Linked DNA regions of Homo sapiens: region 2 is linked to region 1. The links are chromatin loops, found by intact Hi-C in ENCODE. Cell type or tissue: PC-3. All regions are shown on one strand. Links, peaks and the distances in the headings refer to the core of each region. The heading gives the core; the rest is flanking DNA.

Region 1 (7,864 bases), core at 1,783-6,782:
CAAGGTGGGCAAGGAGAGGGGATCAGAACAAGACTTTCGGAATGATTAGAGTATTTTACATCTAATAACCTTGTAAGTTCCTTGTAAGACTGTGTTAATTGATTCTTAGGTGAAGAGGCAAATCTTACCACTTTAAGCAAGATCCTTTCTTTTTGCCTATCTTGAGTAATTTTCAATGCCTTTCCTCACTTCTAATCATTTCTAACTTGCACCATATTCTGACTAGGGACACTTGCCACAAAATTCACTCTCACTGCATTTATTTTTTATACAAATAACTTTAGCACTAACAATAAAAATAACTGATATGTTTAATTGCATGGCTAAGTGCTTTCACTTATGTTGTCACATTGAAGTTCTGCATACTTTCAAAAAAGATATTATTGTCCCTATTTTTTAAACATTGGAAAAATAGAGAGTGGTTAACTTGCCCAAGGTTTTGCAGTTTGTGTCAGAGTTAGAATTTATGTCAAGATCTGACTAATTTCAGCATCTGTAGTCTTTCACCTGTTTCATATTGTCTCTCATGGTATTAAACTCTTGATAGATGGAATAGATTCAGTCTAATAATCAGAAAATCTAATGAAATAAAAAGACAATTACAAATGGTCAGTTCACAGAAAAATCAATTCATTGCCTGTATTTGTGGCTTTTGAATATCTTGTGAGGTACTATATCTCCAGATACTCATTTGTCCCATAAAATTAGAAATTCAAGGAACTTTTGAATTCATTTATTCAGACAACATTTATTAAGCACCCCCTGTGAGCCAGCTTTTGGGAACGTTGGGCATAACATAACTGAACAAAATCCATGTTTTCAGCACCTTGCAATATATTGACGAACAACGCAGACAAAAATCCACGTCTGCATGGAACTCTCCTTCCTACTTTTGTCTCAACTATAATTCAGGTGGAATGAAATGATCCCAAATTATGTGGATAATGGACTCTGCACTCTATTTCATTGCTTCTGTGGACTTGACCAGCCAAAACACCCATTGGGACCCCATATAAACATTCTTTGAAAAAAAAAGTAAATTTGGAGATTTGAATATGAAGCAGAATATTTAGTTATTTTTTGGTCCCTGCTGTGTTTCTCTGTGGTCTATATGAAAGAAATAGAATTTCTACTTTGGTGAAATGGTAATAAGCCTATCTATTCCAGAATTATGTAGGAATTAGGAGGTAGTTGACAATAATTGTGTCTCAAAATTTGTGAATTATTTAGCGGACTGAAGATGTGTATTTGCTTCATTAACTCACTCAAACTGCACAGGTGTGAACAATATCCCCAAAGGTCATTGATGTGTGCAAGCTGAGTCCCCATGGACATGGTAGATAGTAACTCACCAAGATACTCCACAGCTTTTTTCATTAGAGAAACAGCTTTTTTCAAAGAGAAAATTGGCCACCTAAGCGTTCCATATTCATTAGCTAATTGTTTCTTCTTTTTTACATGCCTCTTCGTGCTGGTAGATGAGGTATTCCAAGGAGAGTGCAATTTAAAAAAAATCTTTGAACCTAAGAATGGCCCCCATTATCATGTATCACCCCTTGGTAGAAAGGGTACTTGAATAGCCCCAGTTATTGGAACTAACGGCATATTTTAGGCATATAGTCCATTAGCTGCAGACTTTGGGATTCCTGGGATTTAAGATTTGACATTTTGGGTGAGGCCGTGAACATCCCTGACATGTAGTAATAGCTTATTTTTTTTTCAGGTCTAAATTTAAATCAACTGTAACTGAAGGCAAATGTGTAGGGTAGTGGAGGCATTTAGGGCAGTGTTTCCCATTTTCTGAGCACACAGCTCACTGAAGGACCTTACTGAAATTAACATGCTGACTCATTAGGTGTGGGCAGGGGCTAGGATTGTGCATTTTTCTCTGGAGGTGCTGATGATGTTGGTCCTTAGAACACACTTTAGATGGCAAGGATGAATTTGTGAGTTGAACCTGATGGACTATCCATTAATCACAGCTCAAGGCAGCTTTGTTGTTTTCTTTTTATTGTTGCATGCCCAGTAATTTTAATTAAGGTTTTAAAGAAGAAACTTAAAATTTATAGTTGTAATTGAATGCATCTTATGAAGAAAATATATGCTACAGTGATGTTCACAATTTGGGATTAAGAAACTCTCACTTGAAATATAACCCTCATAGATGTCAGGGGCTCATTGTGTACATTTGGGGAACTCCTTCATATGCATTATCTTATTTGGACCTTAACACCTCTGTGAGGCAAGTCAGCCCAATATTACCAACACACTTTTATACATAACTAAAGTGAGAACATAGCAGTGATTACCCCCCACCTCCAAACACACACACCCCAAACTGAAATCCTACACAGCACTGTAACAAAGCAAGGGTCTGAACCCCAGAAGCCCAGTTCTCAGTTTGGTAGCAGATCCATCTAACAAAATGGTTTTCACTGTGTCCTTTTCTGAAACCACAGAGATTCATTGTCTGGCTTCACCAAATCTATGTTCAACCTAAAATAATGATATATGCTTCTTTCCAGTTTCATTACCATTATCACCTGCAGCAAGCAATGGTAACGCTTCTGAGAGCACTTATGTTTATGGAACATTTTGCATGTGTGCACATATAGAGATCAAGGCTTGCCCCTCAAATACCATTCAAATGACTTTAATCACAGCAGAAGTGAGGATGTTTGAAATATCGGATTACAAATATTAAATTAAAAGAGTTAATACAATTTTTTAGATGCTTAATACCCAATAAATGCTAAAATAATGTTACTATCAAACAATGGTCTTAATAAATGCTATAGAACATTGAAGCACCTAGTGGTCAAGAAAAGCTCGACAAATTAGGCAGGATTTGTAATGGCCCTTGGGAAGAAGTAAACTCAAACTGGATAATAGACAGGCTCTGGAATCTGGCTGCTCGGGTTTGAATTACAGCCTAATCACTTCTGTGCTATGTGAATGGGGGTTAAGTAATTAATTGACTCAGTTAACTCAGAGCCTGACTCTGATAAGTAACTCTGAGCCTTAGTTTTCTCATCAGTAAACTGGAGAGAAAATAATTGGTTCTACTTCAAAGGTTGTTGAGAGAATTAAATAAGACATGCAAAAACAGTATATTGTCTCGTATATGGTAAATGCTCTGGAACCAGAATTAATTTTATCAAGCATTTTCTACGTTCTTAGCACTACTTACATGTGTCAACTCATTTTATCTTCACATCAACCTTAGGAGTAGTACATTATTATTCCCATCTTAAAGATGAAGATCCTGAGGTCCAGAGAGATTAAACAATTTGCTTTAGTTCACACAATCTGGAATTGTGATATCTGTGATTAAACCCTAGGCATTTGGCTCCAAATCTATGTTCTTTACTAAACTATACCAACTGTACAAACATCAGCCCTACTGCTATTACTACTACTACTACAATTTGCTTTAGTTCACACAATCTGGAATTGTGATATCTGTGATAAAACCCCAGGCATTTGGCTCCAAATCTGTGTTCTTTACTGAACTATACCAACTGTATTGTTGTTGTTATTGTTATTATTATTACATGTCATTAACACTTTCAGAAAGCTGACAAACATAAGACGAACAGGAGTACATTCTAGTGTGAGCAAAGATAGAAAGGTAGAGATCTATCTGACCTAATAGATACTCCCTTGGCCAGTTTGATTGAAGCGGGAGGCTTATGTAGGAAAGAGTAGGAAGCCAGATTGGAAAGCAGGGTTGGAGACACATTGCAGAAGATTTTCAATACAACACTAGTCAGATAGGGCTTTGTTATCTGGAAAATGGGAGGATTTTGAATCATTTTAGTAAGAGAATGATTAACTTACATTACTGTTTAAAATAAAGTGGGCAAGGAGAGCAGGTAGATGTATATATAGATGATGGTTCGTTCATTCATTGATTCATTCATTCATTTCCCATTCCTGTGTCCCACCCACTGTAATGCATGTTCAGAGCACAAATAAAAAGATATACTTCTGTCTTTAGGACAACGAATACAGTTACATATCCACAAACCTATGCTCTGTACAGTAAGAAACACACACCAACATAAAATGTGGCTTTAAAGTAATGAAGCTAATTGCACAAGACTCTTGTGTAATCTATCTTATCACTTTATAGCCTTAGCTCGTGTATAAAAATTATATCAAAATGTAAAAGCTGAGGAATTAATCACATTCCTTAGAAGTTATTCTTCTACGTGACTCACTCAGTGGGTACGTGATGGAAGGAACTTTTATGGTGGGGGAATTCCTATCAGTCACAGCTTTTATAACTGCCTATTGATGATATACACTGCTCCATAATGGCAGTGCTAAAACTGGCTTTTACTTCCTTAAACCATCATTGTATTGAACCATGTAACCAGAAAATCACAATGTGGTGATCTCTCTCTACACTAATCCTCCCCTGAGCGCTTAATGACTTGTCTGTTCATCCTGGAGATAATAAACCTAACATTGAAGCAATAGCTGTCTTGGTGACTTTGCATAAATCATTATTTGTAAAAGTGAAGGAAAACCTATAGATAGGAGCCAAAGACTGGGATTGCTCAACTTTCAGGAATTAGCTCTGATAATTGCTGTGGCTGCATTAGGAATGCACTGAACAAATACATGCAAACCAAAAAGTAAATATTATTTCTCAAAATGATCAATATAATAACTTCCAAGACAGGAAGGGCAATTATGAAATATCTTAGCAAGATTTGTCTAAGCAAAATAACATTATAATGAAATGCTTGCTAGGGCAGAAAATGGGAAACAAGCAAAGAACTAAAGAAATATGGACAGTTTACTCTTCCACAGCTAGAAATCAAGGTGATGTGTTGTAAGAAAGTATATATGGAAAACAGTTGTTAATATAGTACAATTTACAATTTTAAATCGAGTTGTTTCCAATAATTTTAAAAGATGGCTGCAATTAAAATAGTTTTCTGAAGGCTGAAAACCTATTGGTTTCCCAAATGATTTTTATACTATTCTGTTTTCTTCAGCTTTTCTCTTCCTACCTTGAACCACTGTTGAAATCATTCTATTTCTCAGCATCCTCCTAAGCTAAGAGAACACAAACATTTTATTGAAGCAAATACAGATAGAATTTCTCCCTCAACATAGATTCACAAGAAAACAAGGCAAAGACAAACTGAAGAGAGAAGTAGGATATAGCACTATATTCAGTCCAGTTGCCTGATTTCCATTAGCCTTATCCTAATTTCTTTTAGGCTCTTGTCCCAGGGGCCAATTTTGTTGTTCAGAAGGCATACAGGCATATAGATGGGTGGCTCAGCCAGCAGAATGTACTCTTAGATTAATCAAAAGGAGCTAGGTTAGTAGCTACTAATCCTGGAAAGGAAAGCATGAATACACTGCTGAGTTTGCAGCTGATGGAATACCATACTAATGGGTTAGCAACTGGCTCAGAGTCTGAACAGGGAGTTCTGCTTTTATTTTTCATTCCCTAATGTCTTCTCTTCACAATCTCTTGCTTTCTCCTGTACTCTGATTCCTTTCTCTCTTTTTTCCTTTCTTCTACAATCTTTCCATTTATTCCTCCTACCTTGATTGTTGCAATGGCCTTCTAAATTGTTTTTCTGATCCCACACTTGCCCCTACAGTCTGTTCTTAGTATTGTAACTAGGGAGACCTTTTTATAACATAGGTCAAGTTGCACCCCTTCTCTGCTCAACACCCTGCCCTAGCTTCTCATTTCAAAGCTAAATCCTATGCCAAGGTCTTTAACATCCTACATGGTCCAGCCCTCTGTTCAGTTGCTGAGCTCGTCTTTTTTACTCTCTCCCAGGCAAGACAAGCCCACTCCCCAGTATCTGCATGACCCACCCTCACCTCCTTCAAGTCTGCTTAAATCTCAGCCTCTCAATGACCACTTACCACCCTATTTAAACTAAAATCAATCTTCCCTTCTTTTTCTTGACCGTGGTATTCTTGATTTCTTTTAGCCTATTACTCATAACATATTACACAGTTTACTTATTTATGTTTATTGTTTGTTGTCTGTCTTTTCCTACTAAGCTCCATTAGAATGGGGTTTTTGCTTGTTCAATGTTTTATTCTATGAGCCTAAAACAGTGCATGAGAAAAACTGGCATCCAATAAATGCATTTGTTGAATAAACAAAAGTAATCTATCTTCTGAGAGGAAGACAGACAATACAACTGGTAAGTGTAATGATGGAGGTCTATAGCATGATATTTTATCATTTTTTAATGGATACATAAAATTTTACATCTTTGTAGGGTACATGTGATATTTTGTTACATGCATAGAATGTGTAGTTATCAATTATCAAATTATCAAGTGCTCATCCCTTTGAGTATTTATCATTTCTATATATTGGAACAATTCAAGTCCCCTATTCTAGATACTTAGAAATATAAAATACATTGTTAACTATAGTTACTCTAATCTGCTGTTAAACAATAGAACTTATTATGCTTTTTTTAAGTTGTAACTTATGCCTTCTATGTAGCTGTATCTTTGCACCTGTTAATCTACCTCTCTTTATCCCCTCACTTCCCCACCCACCCTTCCAAGCCTCTACTATCTATCATTCTACTTTCTACCTTAAGGTCAACTTTTTTACCTCCTACATATGAGTGAGAACAAGAAATATTTGTCTTTATGTGCCTGGGTTAATTCACTTAATGTAATGAGCTCTAATTCCATCCATATTGCTGAAAAGGAAATAACTTTATTCTTTTTTATGGCCAACTAGTATTCCATTGTGTATATATACCACATTTTCTTTATCCATTCATCTATTGATAAACACTTAGGTTGATTTCATATCTTTGCTATTGTGAATAGTGCTGTGTTAAACTTGCAGATGCAGGTATCCCTTTGATATACTGATTTCTTATTCTTTGGATAGATAGTAGGGAAATTGCTGGGTTGTATGGTAGTTTTGTTTTTAGTTTTTTGAGAAATCTACATATGGTTTTCCATAGTAGTTGTACTAATTTACATTTTTACTATGGTGTACAAAATTTCTCTTTTTTTCTACATTATTACCAGAATCTGTTATTTTGTCTTTCCATTAATAGACATTTTAACTGAGCTAAGATAATACCTCATTGTAGCTTTGATTTGCATTTTTCTCATTACTAGTGATGCTGAGCTTTTTTCCATATACTTGTTAGCCATTTGTATGTCTTCTTTTGAGAATTGTCTATTTGTGTCTTTTGCCCTCTTGTTAATGGTATTTTTGTTGTTGAGCTGTTTGAGTTTCTTGTATATTCTGGATGTTAGACCTTTGTTGGATGAGTAAATTGCAACTCCTTTCTTCCACTCAACAGGTTGTTTCTTCATTCTGCTGATTGTTTCCTTTGGTCTGTGGAATATTTTTAGTTATTATGGTACCACTTATCTATTTTTTTGTTCCAGTCGTCTGTGATTTTGAGGTATTAGCGAAAAAACCTTTGCCTAGATCAATGTTCTGAAGTATTTTCCTCATGTTTTCTTTAGTAGTTTTGTAGTTCGGGGTCTTATATTTAAGTTTTTAACTCATCTTCAGTTGATTTTTATAGAGGGTGAAAGATAGGCATCCAGTGTCATTCTGCTTACGGATATACAATTTTCCCGGTACCATTTGTTAAAGAATGTGTTCTTTCCCCCGTATATGTTCTTGGTGACATTGTCAAGTCAAATGGTTGTAAATATATGAATTTATTTTTGAGTTCTCTATTGCATTTCATTTGTCCTTGTATCTATTTTTATACCAATACCATGCTGTTTTGGTTACTATAGCCTTGTAATATATTTTAAAGTCAGGTAGTATGATGACTTCACCTTTGTTCTTTTTGCTCAGGATTGCTTTGGCTATTTGGGCTGT
Region 2 (7,864 bases), core at 1,061-6,060, 73 kb after region 1:
ATGATTTTGGGGTGATTAAATCTGTCAGCGAATTCCTTGCAGGAAAAAGTCCTAGAGGGCAGATACCATATTGGTTTATCCTGCATAGAGCCCTGGTGAGCAAATTACATAGAAAGGATAGCATAATAATGCAATCTGTTTGTGGAAGAACTGGTCAATTTGGAAAGCTGCCTTAACTCATGCTTAACTCAACACTTGTGGACCTTTGAGTAAATTATTGCCTCACTGGGAGCAGCTGGCTCATTAGGCTGCCACATATACAGCAACGATGGCTTTATATTTCCATTCCTAGGAATGTTTGATAGATATTAATGGACTCTATTAAAGACTAGAGGCAGGAAGGATGTCTATTAGAAAGATAGCCCTCCATTTTATTTTACTGGCTGTGCTTTCAATCTCTCAACTCTCAGGGGGAAAAGACATATTCACTGAATGCCTACTATGTGTCAGTTGCTTTGCATAGGATTTTACTCATCGACTCTTACTGACAATCTCCATTTTCTAAATTAGGGTACTAGTGCTGTCTGTATTAATCAGGATTCTTCAGATAAACAGAAACAACAGGAGGTCGATATCTATATCTATATCTATATCATCTATCTATATTGGTATCTAGCTATTATAAGGAATTGGCTCTTGTGAGTATGGAGCTTAACAAGTTCCAAGATGTGCAGTGCAGAGAACCAAGAGAGCCCATGGTGTAGCTCTAGTCTGAGTCTGAAAGCTGGAGTATCAGGAGAGTCAATAGCTTAAGTTCCAGTTTAAAGGTGGGCAGGCTGGAGACCCAAGAAGAGTCCATGTTTTAGTCTGAGCCTGAAGGCTGGAAAACACCAATGTCTCAGCTCAGCTGCCAGGCGGAAGGAGTGTTCCCTCCTACTCAGCCTTTTTTTTCTCTCTTATTCAGGTTTTCAATTGATTGCAGTGAGGCCCACCCATATTAGGGAGGGCAATCTGCTGTACTCAGTCTACTGATTCAGATGTTAATCTCATCCAGAAACACCCTGACAGACACACCCAGAATAATGTTTGACTAAATGTCTAGGCATCTCATAGCCTAGTAAAATTGACACATAAAATTAACCATTACAGACTCAGAGAAAAAAGGAACTTGCTCAATGTCACACAGATCTGGGTGAACATATTTCTGTGCCTCAAAGCTTGAATCTTTTCCTTGTACCTCACTGCCCCTAACTCCTTCCTAACTTGTCTCTCTGTGTGGAACAGTATGTTTTAATAATGTGACTTGTTTTCTAACTACTTCAGGAGCTACCCCTACAAGTTTATCTTACTTTTCTCCAACATTAAAATTCCAACTCATTTAAACTCATGTCATTTTCAATGATGTATTTATGATCGATTGTATATATGTGACTATAACTTATATTGTATCAACATCCTACAGCAACTCCTATCCTGCTTCTGTACCTGTCCTCTACTCATTACTCGAATGTTTTTAATTTCCTACCAAATGCTGGAAATTGTGCTGAATACTAATAACATAGAAGTAATACAAATACTAGTCATAGTTATTATGTATTGGGTATTACTGTGTGCCAGACATGTTTTAACTATTTATACATATTAGTTCATGATGGTCCTTACAGAGCTACCATTCTGCCCTTTGTTCCAGGAGACTAACCAGCATGGGCTACATCAAAAAGGCTGCCATCTACTTTCTGCTGGGTAGGGGCACCAGAGAGACTTGTCAGAAACTAGAAGGAAGGTAGAGTGCGAAATCTGAGTGTTAATTCCCTGGCTTCATCAAAGGACACTGGTCTTCACAAGGAAACAGACTACATGATTCTCCTTTTGGGCTTCAGTAAAAACCCCCTCCTTTCATCCCTTAGTCTAGGGATGGTAAGAGGTCAGCAGCTAAGAATTCTAGGTTCTTTGTGGTTTTCCCGTATACATGTCTTTGATGATAGCCCCTTTGGAAATAAATTCTCCTAGACTTTTTTTTAGGGTGATTGGGTCATTGTTTTTTCTCCTGGAACCCTGAGTCCTCAAATCAACCCTATCTGAAATGTGCCATTATTGCTACATTTTATAATAGAGGAAGACAGATGGCTTATATAATTTGATGAAGATCACATGTTTTGTAAGAAGAGCTGGGATTGGAACTGTAGCAGTCTAGCTTTTCAGATCATGCTCTTAATCACCACAATAAGTATCAATAAGTGTCAATAATCACTATAATAAGTGGCATTGTAGCATAATGACACTCTACTTAGAGCAATAGCTTAGTTCAAGTCATCTTTTCCTATGAAACTTTCCATTTATTTGACTATTACTGTTTCATAGAACCTACCCCTCAAGTTTATTGAGGGTCATACTTAAATTTTCTATGCTTATGCTCTTTTTTAATACTCACAGAAAGAGTGTACCTATCTAGGGGGCAGAGACTACAGGTTCAGTTTTTTAACCCACGGCAAGTAGTCCTATCCTGAGAACATGGTACAAATTTAATAAATGTTTGCTGATTTATTTAAAAGTTTACTTGCACTTTGTAAGTAGCTCAACAAGGAGTATCTTCTTGAATGTGTCAGGAATATGGAAAGAATTAGGCTGCCATAGAGTGGAAAATCTTGGGTCTGGCAGCAACTCCAACTATTCTTTCTTCTTAGCTGTGTGACCTTGGATGAGTCACTTAACTTCTGTGTATCAACATTATCTCCATGAGAGTAGTTACCATGTTTGTGCCCCATGTATCTTGTGTGAACCTTGGAATCTATTAGACATTTGAAAAATATGTGTTAAATAGATAAATGAATGTGTATTTCAAAAATAAACTTTACTTTTAGAAGAGTTTTAGGTGTACAGAAGATAGTACAAAACATTCTCGTATATCCTATACCCAGTTTTCCCTGTTATTAACATCTTGCATTAACATGGTACATTTGTTACAATTAATGAATCAATATGTTATTGGTTTATTATTTTGTTAAATCATACTTCATTTCAATTTTCTTAGCTTTTACCTAATGTCCTTTTTCTGTTCTACATTCCTATCCAGGATACCACATTACTTCAGTTGTCATGTCTCGGGCTTTCTTGGCTCTTGGTGGTCTTGATAGTTTTATGTATTCTGGTCAGGGTTTTGTGGGCTGCCCCTCTTTTGGGATTTGTCTGTTGTTTTGTCATTATTATACTAGGGTTGTAGATTTCTTGGAGGGAGAAAACAGAGGTGAAGTTCTGTTAGATGTGAGTTCTAAATTTTCTCTTCAAAGAATCAATATGTTAGTGTGTTCAATTCTTTGCCTTCTACTTTTAAACTTAACTTCCTCATAGAACAACCTTTTTCAGTTACCTACTCCACCCTGACTCATTCCGATTACCTGCTCTATCGTAACCATTTTTCCCGCCAAACCACTCACCCCATCACTCTCTTTAAATTAGCCAGTCGGAATTAGTTTAACCTGTGTGGTCTAACCCTAGCCAATAGGGGAATGACACAGCAGCAGGGGCCACCTGCATCAGGGATAAGAACCCCTTCTCCTCCCTTGTCCAAGTGTGCGCTCACCATTGCTTCATCTGTGAGGGCGCACCCTTCTATAGAAGTAAATTGTCTTGCTGAGGATTAAAAAGAAAATTTTATATTCAAGTGCTATTTCTTTTGTGGCACCAAAACTTTATTTATAACAGTTCATTCTCATCACATTCTATCAGGGGTATATACTATCCTCCTAACTTAATGCTGTTGTCTCTCTGTTGCTGAGGTAATGCTTGTTAGATTCCTCCACTGTACAGTTTTCCCACTTTTCATACTGTGGAATAAGGTCACTATGTTTAGCCGACACTTAAGGAGTGGTGAGTTATGCCTCACCTTCCTGAGGGTGAAGTATTTACATCAATTATTTGGAATTCTCCTGCATGGGAGGTCTATCTCTTTTAACCCATTTACTTGATCATTTATTTTAACCAGTATGGACTCATAGATATTTATTTCATTCTATGGGGTATAATCCCATACTACTTTATTTTGTTGTTCAAATTGTTCCAGGTTTGACCATTGGAAGCTCTTTCAGTTGGCTCTTCTGTCACGTTAATATACCCCATCATTGTGTTTTCGTTTGCTCTGTGTGTGTGTGTGTGTGTGTTTGTGTTTTGTAAAGAACTTCTTTACTTTTCTTCCACTACAAGATGCTCCAGAGTCACGTGGTACATCTCCCATCCTAGCCTTGGAATCAGCCATTTCTTCAAGGAACGTTGGTTCCTTTTATTGGAGAATAGAATTAGAAATAAAGATCTGGATACAAGATACACTCAATAAGTTTGTCTTTAATGAGGGGAAAGGAAGAGGAAATGTTTCCCAAACAAGGACCTGTTGCTAATAAAAATAACAAAATGACTTGGGGTGCATCACAGGCACTGTCCATTTGGATAACATGTAAAAGGTGTTTATGTCTTTACAACTTTCTTCTAATTCTTCTGGTTCAAGGAGAAAACTTCAGTTTGATCCTGGTAATCTCAAGCTTCAGAATCCCATTTCTAACAGTGTGAAGAAACCTCAGGCTCCATGCCTCTGGCAAGCAAAAATATCGAGCTAGAATTTAGCAATATCATTTTGTTTCATTAGTAATATTGTTTTGTTTCAATGTATTCATTTGTATTATCACCAACAATTTATGGCAAATTCAACTAATTTTCCACTACAATAGCAATACATACTTTTTCCCTTAAAATATATTAAGTAAAAACTGTAAGTCAGTTTATAGGAAAAAGGTATTAGTGGTTGGTGCAACATACAGAAAGTGGCGAGTGAATGATTGAGTTTGGAAAACATTGGAGAGTCAGGCACAGTGGCTCACACCTATAATCCCAGCATTTTGGGTGGCTGAGGCTAGAGAATCACTTGGACCCAGGAGTTCAAGTTCAGCATTGGCAACACGAGGACACTCCTGTTTCTACAAAAAATTTAAAAATTAGCATGGGGTGGTGGCTTGTGCCTGTGGTCCCAGCTACTCAGGAGGCTGAGGTGGAAGGACCACTTGAGCCCAGGAGGTCAAGGCTGCAGTGAGCTGTGATTGTGCCACTGCACTCCAGCATGAGTGACAGAGTAAGACCCTGTCTCAAACAAACAAACAAACAAACAAACAACTGGAGAGAGTAATCTCAAAAATCTCTTGGATCTCTAGAATTTGATATTCTATGTCAACCAGCATCTATTATCTCACACCTGTGGCTGTGTACAATATTTGGGATAGAAAATATTTTGAAATCTGAAGATCAGAGAGAAAGACGTCCTTGTTGAGAGCACTAAAATCTTTACAGTTATTTTCTTGTAGCTATTCTCAGCTCCAAAACAGATCTAAGAGCCAGGCGTTGGCAGAGAGGTGAGAAATGCCGCGTAGTGCCTCAAGAGAGCTGTGGCGTTGGGATCACAGAACTACAAACCAAGGGGAAGGTTGATCCTAATAGCATCAATGGATAGCTTCAAAATATTCATAAAAATTAAAATATAAAGCAAATAATTGTGACAAGTGTATTTTCTAATTAAGATGAATGGGACATGGTTCTTATGCATTTTAATCTGTTAAATAAACAGCATATTAATAAGGCTTAATGATATCACCACATACTTAAAGTGACTTTCTAAAATAAAGTTTATTTTGATTTAACATATGCTTTTTTTTGTATGTTTTTCTAGCACTTTTACAAGCACCATACATAAATAACATCTTGAAATAAATCTCTTGGATGTGATCCCCATCTTGATAGAAAATTTTTCCTTTTAATTTATTGGATAATTCAGGATATGTAAAATAATTTTTTATTTTTGTGATATGAGTTCTTTCAGCCCTTCCATCTGAATATTGGAGAAATGACCTTCTTATCTTCGGTAGTGTTTCTTTGCAATTCTATTTGTTCTTACCCATTCCACATTTAGATGGTCAACATATACTTCTTATTCCATCTCAGAAACAGCTCCCTAGTCTGTCCCCACCTGCCCTTTACATCTATGGAGAATAGCTGCAGATTCTTTGACCCTTCCTCATCAAGAGTTTGGGTTAATTTCTTCTCCCTTTGCATTTAGGTTGGCTTGTGACCCCATTTTTCACCAACAGAATATAATGGACACTATTACCTTCAGAGGACTGATGATTTCTACCTTGATCTCTTGAAGCCCCGAGCATCAATAAGTCTGACCACTACTCACCCTGCTGGAGGAACCACATGGAGAGACTCTGAGACTATAGGGAGAGGGAGAGAAGCTCAGCTGAATCTAACCTTTAGGCCATTTCTGCTAAGAAATCTATCAAGTGAATGAAGCCACTCATTTACTCCAAACTAGCCCTGTGTGAACACCTGAGAATCATGAGCATAAGAAATTTTTAAGCCGCTGTTTCAGGGAATATGTATATAATAGATAACCAAGATAATGGATTTTTCAAAATAATGTTTGCCCTTCCCCATAAGAGATTTATAGCTCCCTACTCTCCTGAAGTCCGATTTTGCCACCACTTGATTTCTGGCATTCTTCCCTTTGGGGGGATTATACTTCCTTATCTCATTGACATCAGACTTGACCATATGATTCATTTTGGCCAATAAAATGTGAGCAGAAATGAAATGCCACCATGGCACAGAAGTTTTAGGAGCCATCATGTTGTTCTGTCCCCTACCTTTGCCCTCTACTGAGGGAATAAGAATGCCCCAAATGAGGGATATTCATTTGGCCTGGCTACTAGAATGTGGAAGGCAAGGAATGGAGGTGCAGCAGACTTACAGCTAACATGTAATGCAGGGAGAAATATTTCTTTGTTGAAAGCCACTGAGATTTTATTAGGGTCTTCTACAGAGCCACCAGGGTCATCATCCTAAAAAATAAATTCTGTTATTCACCTACATAAAAGACACCACATCCGTGTGGTTTCTTACTATTTTGTTCTATCTTACCTCTTCAGTCTCACCATGCATGTACCTCACAATTCAGCAGGGCTTGTCCTGATTCTTTACTTTTGGATGTGTGTGGTCCACTCTACTTGGCACATACTTTTCAGTTTCTCCACCTGCAAAGCTGATACTTTGAGACTCACTTTCTATGCCATTTACTTTGTGAAGCTTTTTCTATTTTTCCTGGACAAGATTAGTTCCTCCAATTTCAGTGTTTCCATAGCAATGATGATGAAGCAGCACAGGAGGAGGTTAGTGAAGAGGATGGTGGTAACACAGTCCTCTTTATGCACCAGGAATTGTCTTAAGTAGTTTGAATTTCAATTTATGTAATCCTTGTAATAACCCCCGAAGGCAATTCTAGCATTTCCATTTTATAACACAGCAGACAAGCACTGAAATGTTAGGTAATTCACTCAATATCAAACAGTTATTTATTACTGAAGCCAGAATTTGAACTCAGGTGGTCTAGCTTCTGAGTCAGTGCTCTTTATTGCCATACTTCACTGTATTTACAGCTCACATTTTTAAGGTGGCATTTATAAGCTGTAATAAAGTCGTCTGTTTTCTTGTTTACCCCGGTAGACCGTGAGTTTCTGCAGGGCAGTGACCATGTTAGTTGTGTTTATACTCTTGCATATAACCCAAAGTCAGGCATATAGACATTCAATAAATAACTTTCAATAACTAAGTAAGGGTTTGAATTTAAATCCTGAAACTTTAAGTCCAGTTTTTTATTTTCTCTCTATCACATTAGTCACATTCATTTTATGTGGCTTTTCGTCTTACTATTATAAATGAGTTCTGGAAATGCATCGGCTCTATTAGTTGAAATAGTAGTGGAGACATTTATTGAAGAAGACTACTATTTCATTTCAATTATTTCCTTTAATGTTACAATAATTATGATTCAAAAAGGAATGCTAATTTCATGAGATCTTGTTGTGCATGTTAAAATGTAGTCTAATCT

Evidence for each region. Peaks named below come from ENCODE experiments on the same cell type or tissue, not always from the same donor. Only the 100,000 strongest peaks of a DNase experiment are listed, where the experiment ranks them.
Region 2: it touches region 1 in a loop (4-fold over the local background); 1 of 110 quality-filtered maps calls a loop at or near these places.

Annotation. Positions count from the first base shown.
Region 1 is chr4:22,965,239-22,973,102 of GRCh38, forward strand. No RefSeq gene overlaps it. Among named protein-coding and RNA genes, the nearest start is that of ADGRA3, 450 kb to the left of the region's middle. In PC-3, for the core only: no CTCF peak of the experiment used is centred there; DNase peaks (open chromatin) are centred at 4,413 and 4,493; H3K4me3 peaks cover 807 bases; H3K27ac peaks cover 1,982 bases.
Region 2 is chr4:23,039,060-23,046,923 of GRCh38, forward strand. The region is part of intron 3 of LOC105374524 (a long non-coding RNA gene); the gene reads left to right. Among named protein-coding and RNA genes, the nearest start is that of ADGRA3, 530 kb to the left of the region's middle. In PC-3, for the core only: no CTCF peak of the experiment used is centred there; no DNase peak of the experiment used is centred there.